Regions from separate parts of the Homo sapiens genome. Here region 2 is linked to region 1. The links are chromatin loops, found by intact Hi-C in ENCODE. Cell type or tissue: HCT116. All regions are shown on one strand.

Region 1 (5,000 bases):
AGGAAGGAAGGAAGGAACAAGGGAGGGAGGGGGGGAGGAAGGAAGGGAAGAAGGCATTTGGTTTTTGTGTTCTTTCTGAACAGCATGATCTAGGAAGCTCTATGTCACTAGAAATGGCAGAACTTTACCGTATAAGAGTTGGAGGGCCTGTATTCTACTTAAAAATAGTTTTTTACAAAATATTTTTAGAGTTTGAGGTGAAAAAGGGAAAAAAAATGAACTGCTTTTTGTATCACTTTCAGACTTGTAAAACATTTTGACTGGTAATATGTTTCCATTTTCACAAAAATACTTTATTTTTTTGAGGTGAAGTGGGAATGAAAAAGCATAAGGAAGAAAGTTATAGAGGAGGCAGAAGAAAAAGGAATAATGATAAGCACAGGAAGGGAGAGTGGGATTATTTTTCTCAAGAAATTTGCATTGTGCCAGAAATTTCAGAAGGAATCAAGTCTCCAGCCTTAAGACATAAAACATTAATGGGAAAGATTAACATAATACCATTATATTTTCAAAGTCCCAGTCAAATCCATCAGTGAAATGCATGTTCCTATTGTGCATGTATTATAATAGGTACATTTTTGTAATTATTAAGTTCTTTAAATAAAATTATTTCCTTCTACTTTTTCATTCCAAAAAATTTCATTTATTGCATGTAAAAAAATGCAAAAACATATATAGAAAACACTGATTCTCTTTTAGCCCCAACACTGAGGTAACCCAGGTCATCGACCTGGTGACCACCCTCACTTCTCCCTTTACATATAAAAGCATGCAAAGGCAATTTGAAGTTTTTGTTTGTTTGTTTGCTGTTTCAAACATCAAATATACCATAAATATTATGCTGGAACTTACTTTATTCACTTAGCAGTACATCACGGACCTCTCATGTCAATAGATAGAAATCTAAATCATTTTTTTAAACAGTCACTTAATAATATTCCATTGTAAGAGCTTACCGCATTTAAATATTGCCCTATTAATAGATAATTATATTGTTTCCATATTTTTACTACCACAATTAATGCCACAATAGAGGTTTCTTAATGTGGCCTTAAATAATGATATGCATATATGTATATATATGTATATATGTATATATGTGTACATATATGTATGTGTGTATATATGTATGTGTGTATACATGTATGTATATACACATATATACATATATATACACACATATAGGAAAGCCATTTAAAAGTGGAGTTGGCAGGTCAAAGAGAATATATATTTAAAATTATAATAGACATTGACAGCTTTCTTTCCAAAATGTTTGCAATTTATATTCCCACTAACAATATATTACAGTGTCCATTTTCCCATTTATGTCTTATCAACAATGAATATTATAACACTTTTTAATTTTTGCCATCAGATAGGAAAGATTGTAAATTATCAAAAGAACCGTTCTGCAGTGTTTTCCTCAAATTGAATTCACAGTCTATCTGTTTAGGTCTCTGGCATCTATAGCTGGTTTGCTTCATAAGGTCAGCATGTAGACTGGACTTAAGCAGTGGTTTTCTTTGCCGTACTCTGAGGTCCCAGATTGACTACAGGAGACTGTATCATTGGAATTGAACTACCAAAAAAAAAAGCATGTTATATAGGTTAATACCACCAATTGTCATATATGAAAGATACCTTGATATTCACTGGAAACAAAATAATAGAAACACAAATCTGAGGGGTTGAAGGAGCTATCCAATGCTTAAATCTTAACTATGAAATCTCTACCAATTTATTATTTCACCTCTGCTTAAATTCCTCTAATGATGGAAAACATACAAAAGCAGACAGCCTATTCCATAATAATAAAGCTAACTTTTATTGAACGTTTATTCTGTACCAGACAGAATTGTAAGTGCCCGGCAGGAAGTATCTCATTTAATCCTCACAAAAACCCAATGGGGGAGGATTTACTACTATACCTATTTCACAGAATAAACCAAGGCACAGATCACACAACAGGCGAGTGGTTGTATTGGATTTGAAGTCAACGGGAAGCCGTACTCAACCTCTACACCCTACTGCCTCCCAGAGGCAGGTTTAGAAAACTGTGAATGCTAACTCTCTATACAAAGCCCAACATTTCTTCCTGTAGCTTTGTTGCATTGCTCTTACTTCTACTGTGCTGGTTTCCAAGAATTCTCTTTAAACCTTTGCATACGAAAATACTACCAATATTTGCAAATAGCGATGAGATTATCTATTTGTCTTTAATTCTAGAAATAAAAGTGTGTTTAATGGAAGCCAAAGAAAAATCAGCTCATAGAATCCACCCAATGGCAAGAGAGAGAAAAGATAAGTGACCAAATCTCTTACTTATTGCAGACACCAAATCAAGCTAGCTATGAGTCTTTATAGGAAATAGGGCTAAAAATTTCAGGAGGAGGAACCAAGTCTCTAGTCTTAAGACATAAAACACTAATGGGCAAGATTAACATAAAACCATTATATTTCCAAAGTCCCAGTCAAATCCATCAGTGAAATGCATGTTCCTAAAAGGACTTCCAAGAATACCTCAAATACCAAAGGATTAAGGTCCTTTAGTAGTACAATGACAAATGAGAGTACAGCACTTATAAGAGACAAGTTTAATAATGTTCCAGTTAGAGGAATTCAAAGATAATGGAGGGTACAATCATAAAATTAAAACAACCAAAATTTCCACATTTATCACAAGAGAATGGATTCCGTAGAAACACAAATAGAAAACAAACAAAACTAGACGGCATAAATCAGCATAATAGAAGTAAAGTGTGCCTGTGATGAACATCTGGTATGTCAGTCAAAGATTCAGCAAGAATACACTAATGTAAGGCTGACCTTACATATGTAAGGACTCTCTCTCTCTCTCCCTCTTTCTCTCTCTCTCTTTATCAACATATGCTTTTTGCTCTTAAAATACCTCATATTTTCCATTTATAATCTCTTTAGTCACAGAACTATTTCTCCTCACTTTTTTTCTCTATCCTTTGCACTCTCAGAAAAGAGAATAAAATTAGCATTTTTCTTAAAATCCAGGCCACATTAACATTATAGCTCTTTTATTTTGCTAAATTAATTTGTACATATGTGAGGTCAAGAGCTCATGGAGTTTTATTCCTGCAACTGCCTTGCATTTTTTCACTACTTATTTTTCAATGCATTCATCATCACTTCTTTACATTCAAGATAACAGCCTAACCTGTATTGCAGTCTTGCATTGCAATAATTTAGAACTAAACACTAAACATTCCTTCCAAACACTAAAATAAAAACTACAAAGGAGGAGCTTTGTTAGGTGATTATGGACTTTGTGTGTGTGTATTCCATTTATCTGTAATTTGTAAAAAAATTTATATATTTATAAAAATTTGGTTTTATTTATTTTTAAGTAGTGGACTCTTAAGATAATTGTTAAATCTATCTGAATATCCCTTTTATTGGTTTGCTTTCAACTTGGTTATTAATTATTAATTGAATAAATTGAAGACAATTTAACCAGATACTATCACTTTGGAGATTTTGAAATATTTTGTTTTCTAAATTTAAGTGAAGTAAATAAGCTTTTTAAAAATATGGACTTTAATGAAAAATAATATATGTATTTTCAACTTCTGAACCACTATGCTACAGATAAAACATAACCATTGATGTATCTATTTATTTCATAACTTTTAAACAATTGTTTTGTAGAACATATAATAGAGAATTGGCTAGCTTGAGACAAACATTTTAAATATACTTACAGAATAACTTTTTTCCTCTTTGCATCAGAGAATGTTAAGGTTAAAAAGACTTACAATTTTCAAAAGTTGTGCTATTCTTATTACTTGGAATCCTTTTTGTCAAGTCTTTTACCTATTCTTCTATTGGCTGTCAGGATTTTACTTAATGCTTTGTAAAAAAAATTAATGTATACTTTGGAAAACTTGCCATATTTACTAAAGCTGATGTATTAGTTAATTTTCATGCTACTGATAACTGGGAAGAAAAAGAGGTTTAATTGGACTTACAGTTCCACATGGCTGGGGAGGCCTCAGAATCATGGCGGGAGGCAAAAGGCACTTTTTACATGGTGGCAGCAAGACAAAAATGAGAAAGATGCAAAAGCAGAAACCCCTGATAAAACCATCAGATCTCATGAGACTTATTCACTACCATGAGAACAGTATGGGGGAAGCCACCCCCATGATTCAAATTATCTCCCACTCAGTCCCTCCTGTAACGTGGGAATTATGGGAGTACAACTCAAGATGAGATTTGGGTGGGGACACGGAGCCAAACCATATCATTCTGCCCCTGGCCCCTTCAAATCTCACGTCCTCACATTTCAAAACCAAGCACGCCTTCCCAACAGTCCCCCAAAGTCTTAACTCATTTCAGCATTAAGCCAAAAGTCCACAGTCCAAAGTCTTATCTGAGACAAGACAAGTCCCTTCTGCCTATGAACTTGTAAAATCAAAAGCAAACTAATTACTTCCTAGATACAATGGGGATACAGGCATTGGGTAAATACAGCCATTCCAAAGGGGAGAAATTGGCCAAAACATAGGGGTTATAGGGCCCATGCAAGTCCAAAATCCTGCAGGGCAGTCAAATTTTAAAGCTCCAGAATGAATCTCCTTTGACTCCAGGTCTCACATCCAGGTCATGCTAATGCAAGACCATGTTCCCATGGTCTTGGGCAGCTCCACCTCTGTGGTTTTTCAGGGTACAGCCTCCCTCTTGGCTGCTTTCACAGGCTGGTGTTGAGTGTCTGTGGCTTTTCCAGGCGCACAGTGCAAGCTGTCAGTGGATCTACCATTCTGGGGTCTGGAGGACGGTGACCCTCTTCTCACAGCTCCACTAGGCAGTGTCCCAGTAGGGACTCTGTGTGGGGGCTCCAACCCCACATTTGCCTTCCACACTGCCCTAGTGGAGGTTTTCCATGAGAGCCTCACCCCTGCAGCAAAATTCTGCCTGGGGCATCCAGGCGTTTCCATACATCTTCTGAAATCTAGGTGGGGGTCCCCAAA
Region 2 (5,000 bases), 180 kb before region 1:
ACCATACATATGATAAAGGGTTACTATCCAAAGCATATAAGGAACTCCTATAACTTAACAGCAAAAAAAAAAAAAAAGACCTGATCAAAAATTGATCAAAGGACTTAAACAGACATTTCTCCAAAGAAGTCATACGAATGGCTAAGAGTTATATGAAAACATGCTCAACATCACTAATTATGAAGGAAATGCAAATCACAGTTGGATATCATTTCACACCTGTGAGAATGCCCATTATCAACAACCAAATAAACAAACAAACAAAGATAAGTGTTGGAGAGAGTGTAGAAAATTGGCACCCTTGTATACTGTTGGTGGGAATATCAAATGCTACAGCAGCTATGGAAAACAGTTTCCCAAAAAATTAAAAATAGAACTACCACATGATCCAGCATTCCCACTCCTGGGTATTTATCCAAAATAACTGAAATCAGGATCATAAAGGGATATTTGCTCTTCCATGTTCTCTGTAGCATTACTCAGAATAGCAAAGATGTGGAAACATCCTACATGTCCATCAACAGATGAATGGATAGTGAAAATGTGTTATATACATACAATGGAAAATTACTCAGCCTTAAAAAAAGAAAGAAAATCCTGTCATTTGCCACAACATGAATGAATCTGGAGAACATTACACTAAGTGAAATAAGCCAGTCTCAAAAAGACAAATACTGCATGATTCCACTTAAATGAGACATCAAAAATAGTCAAACTCACAGAAGCAGAAAGTAGAATGCTGGTTGCCAGCCAGGGTCCGTGAGTAGAGAGAAATGGCAAGTTGCTGTTCAACAGGTACAAAGTTCAGTTATATAACATGAATAAGTTCTAGAGGTCTGATATACAACACTGTGCTTATAGTTAACAATACTGTACCATAAACTTAACAATTTGTTTATAGAGTAGATCTCATGTATCTGTGCCTCCACAATAAAAAAAAAAAAATCTCAAATCCATTCCCTTTCCCACTTTCTCTTTAAGCTTTCTCTAGTTGAGGTTCTCAACAGTTCTACTAAACAATTACCGTAGCCTTCTAACTAGTCTCTATGTCTCCAACAGGCTCCTTTTATCCAATTCAAAGCACCTAAATCTAAAGTTACCTCTTTAAAATATAGATGTGATGTGGAAGCCTCCTAAATATATACCATTTTATGGTTATTTCCTATTAGTCAATGCCAAAGCAGTTAGCATAGTATACAAAGTTCTTCATAATCTGACCAAACTACCTTTGTAGCCTCAGTATCAAGTTCCATAAATCCCACACTCCAACCACATGAAATTAGCAGTTATTTGAACAAGTTCTTGTGCTTAATTTAATATTTTGTTACTTCTTCCATTCCCTATGGCTCAAATTGGAGTTATCTGATGTTAATCTTCCTCCTTAATGCCCCATATCCTATAAATAATAACTCCACAGACAATCATGTAAAACTTCAGACTATTACAATTTGCAATGCAAAACATATTAAATAATCCTAGCTGGTTATATCAAAAGGAGGAAGTGAAATATATTGTTTACCTCTTAAAAACCAAAATATTTACAAGGGTCATAGGGTATGATTATCAAATTATATTTTTCAGTATGGATTTAAAGACATAGGTTGGGGCCTATAAAAGCAGTTGTTCTTGGAGATTCTTTTCTTTCCCTAAACTTTGCCTGGTAAGTTCATCCACAGAAGTAAATTCCATACCATCATCCTCTTCCTGAACTCCAGTCAGAGGTTTCCTTCTACTTAGAAGATATTCCTATTAGAATACCTGGCACATCCAAAATTAAAAACATCATCTTCCCTCAAAATATGATCCTCTTACCATATGCCTTATTTTTACATTTTCATGCTAACTTTTCCCTAATCTAACCTTTTGCAAACTTTAGAATCAGGGAACAACCTTTCCTTTATTAACACATCAATAACTAGTTAAAACCACATGAACTCTGTGTCTGCATTTTACAAAAATGACCACTAGATTGCATTGTTGTCTGGTCAAATAGGCTAAGGATATAGCTGTATGTTACCACTTAGTACTAATTCACCAAGATAAGCTGCAATATTGTCACTTATCTAGAAAAATAAACATAAGTAAACATGTGACTGTGTGTTTAAATAATTGTTAAAAGGTAACAAAATAATTCATACTTTAAATAAAACATTCACCATCACAGTTAGTTAAAATGCTTAAATTTAACAACCATGAAGTTAATTTTTGAAATTAGGTTCATTTAAAGGTGCCCAAATATTAAGCAAATATTGTATACTACTTAAAATATTTTTATGAAATATCATACCTAACATTATGTCTTTAAGATTTAAAATGTCTAAATATGTAAAGGTCTATTAAAATGCACATAATTTATCTGAATCAAAATGAAAATATATCTAATAAGTAATACCATTCATCTGGACTCTTTTAGCTGTCTCTTAATATACAAATGCATTCCTTTTCTCCAAAACATGGCAGCTGGGAATGAAAGATTTCAAATTATCATTTTCACATCATATTCCATCATCTTTTCATCAGTTTCTCCTAGCTTTTCTTTGAGCTCCATTCTTTTACAAGAGGTCTCTTTTTAGATCAGTCCATATTTCCATAATCCACACTGCTGTTTCCTCCTCTTCTCCCCAGGGTAGAATAACCCCCACATCCAGAACTATGGCCTACAACTGTCATTAAGCCTTATAACAATAACAAGATAACAAAAGATCGGGTGGAGAAGAGGCTAGCTGGTAACATATGTTGATCAAGTTCAATATTTTCAGCTAGTACACAATAATTTTAAACTTAAAAATTTTAATAATGAAGTACCTTCATACCTACTTCTTATCCTAAAGTGTATTTCAGGCTTAAATTTTAAATATTAATAAGTAACCTGACAATACTTCCTTTAAATCGTTTATCTATTAATAATGTGAAAGGGGGAAGGAAAAATAGAAATCACACCAAAGAGAAAGGTGAGATGGCAATTCATGGATAATTATTCATTTTATAACCCACTCAACTTAGCCTTATTTTGCTAAAAAAAAATTAGAAAAATTCCCCTAAAAGTCATTTTAAAGCAATATACAGTTATAATAAACAAAATTATTTCAAAGTAACATATTTTATGAGTTAATAATGAGTTTATGCCAATTTTGCAAGACTTTATTTTCTACCGAGTAACATTTTAAATGCTACTCTTGTTGTTTCCATTATTTGTTTCACTTCACAGTTAACTAACTTTAACTTCTTTTCAAACTAAAGATAAATTTGAAATGCAAAACTTTGAACTAGAAGAGAGATTTTCATGTCATGTTATATTTATGTTTTTTCTCCCGACTTCAGGAGAATTGCTTCTAATTCATCAGCCTATGTTAGGTAACCTTGAAAAAATAATTTCTCCACTCTATTTCTCTCAAAGATTCAGAACTCTTTATAGAACTAAATTCCAGTTTCACTTTTGACAAATGTTTACAGCTTAATAAAGAGTAAGCTTTTGGGAAACCAGATTTATTTCTTTCAATCAGAATCATTTATCATTATTTAATTTCTATAGATTGCTGCATAACATCAGACCTTCCAGGTCTGGCTTGAATCATTTATATAGTTAGAATGTAAATTTCACTGCCATAAAAATAGATATAAAAACCTCACCTCTAAGAACTCATTAAAGTAAAAATCTGTTCACCCTTCAACAGAAAAATAAGGTCATTTGTACAGGGGTTTTCAAATACAATTTTATTATCTAAAATGTACGCAAAAATATTCTTTTCAATGGGAGTCTGCTAGATGAAATATTCCAGCAAATACTTCAACTATAAAGCAAAGTTCATAAAATATCACTATGTTTTTCCAAATTAGTTTCCCTGTTTGCATTAAAATTTTAAAATTTTAGCAGTAGAGAATATAAAATAAGCATGCAGGTAAAATAAGAATGTGATTATGTTTTGCCTTGAGCTTCCTAAACTGCGCCTGCTAAAGAAATAAAAATCTAGTCTACATAAGATAGATAGATACAAAGATATGTTTATGATGATGATTTTAGATTTACTTTTATACATTTTTCCACGTTTGCCCCTTATAATGTTTCGTTCTGATTCATCTTTTTTAGTCATAAGAATATACCAATAGTATATTGGTATAGTGGTTATACCACTATAGTGGTTGTATGTACAAAGAAGCCGATAGGAAATAATTGCTATTTTAGCATTACTGAAATATATAACTAATAAAATTTTTGGAATATGAAACCAAGTAAACAGCCATAATATAATTATAATTATCTTACATTTACCCATCATCTCTACAAAATTTATAAATTTTTATTTAATTAAACATTAAGAAATCAATTTGTTTTAGAAATACGAGTTTATATATAATATTCACAGGGTTAGAAAAAGGAGTTTATATATAACATTTATAGGGAATTTACTATTACATATCAAAAATTGGTTCAAGACATTTCATTCTTTACATTTGAAAAAACAATAGTTGATATAGAATGCAATGAAATTATTTCTGTCTCATGTAATTGACTGGTAGTTAAAAATGACAGAATCAAGCCCAAACAACCAAAAAATATCCAATTTTTAGAAATCCACGATCATTTAAATATTTATTTTCAGAGTATTAGAATTTAATAAATTATTTCTGAATAATTTATATCTTCTTTATGATGATGCAAGAAGCAAAATTATAGAATACTCAATGTGTCTCAATTTCAAATAATGAAAAACTAATCATTCCTACCAAATACCTTTTAAATAATACAAAATTTTTTAAATTATGAATGTATAAAAAAATTGTTTACTAATAAAACAGGCATTCTTCCTAAACTATGCAGACCTTAACTCCTACCTGCATCCTTTTTTTATTCAATAATGACCCATCCTTTTTATATTCAATAATGACCCATTAGTCATTATTAAATATAAAAACAAAACTGTATATAGTACTGAGTAGACTGGATTTAATGTCAGCTAAGTAGCTGGCTGCCTGCCATTCATTCCTATGAAGATGCAGCT

What was found. Peaks named below come from ENCODE experiments on the same cell type or tissue, not always from the same donor. Only the 100,000 strongest peaks of a DNase experiment are listed, where the experiment ranks them.
Region 2: a loop joins it to region 1, with 2.1 times the contacts of the local background. A loop is called at or near these places in 20 of 110 quality-filtered maps.

Annotation. Positions count from the first base shown.
Region 1 is chr1:197,867,078-197,872,077 of GRCh38, forward strand. No RefSeq gene overlaps it. Among named protein-coding and RNA genes, the nearest start is that of C1orf53, 33 kb to the right of the region's middle. In HCT116, a CTCF peak has its summit at 2,043; a DNase peak (open chromatin) is centred at 2,024.
Region 2 is chr1:197,691,199-197,696,198 of GRCh38, forward strand. The region is part of intron 3 of DENND1B (DENN domain containing 1B); the gene reads right to left. Among named protein-coding and RNA genes, the nearest start is that of DENND1B, 82 kb to the right of the region's middle. In HCT116, no CTCF peak of the experiment used is centred here; a DNase peak (open chromatin) is centred at 1,947.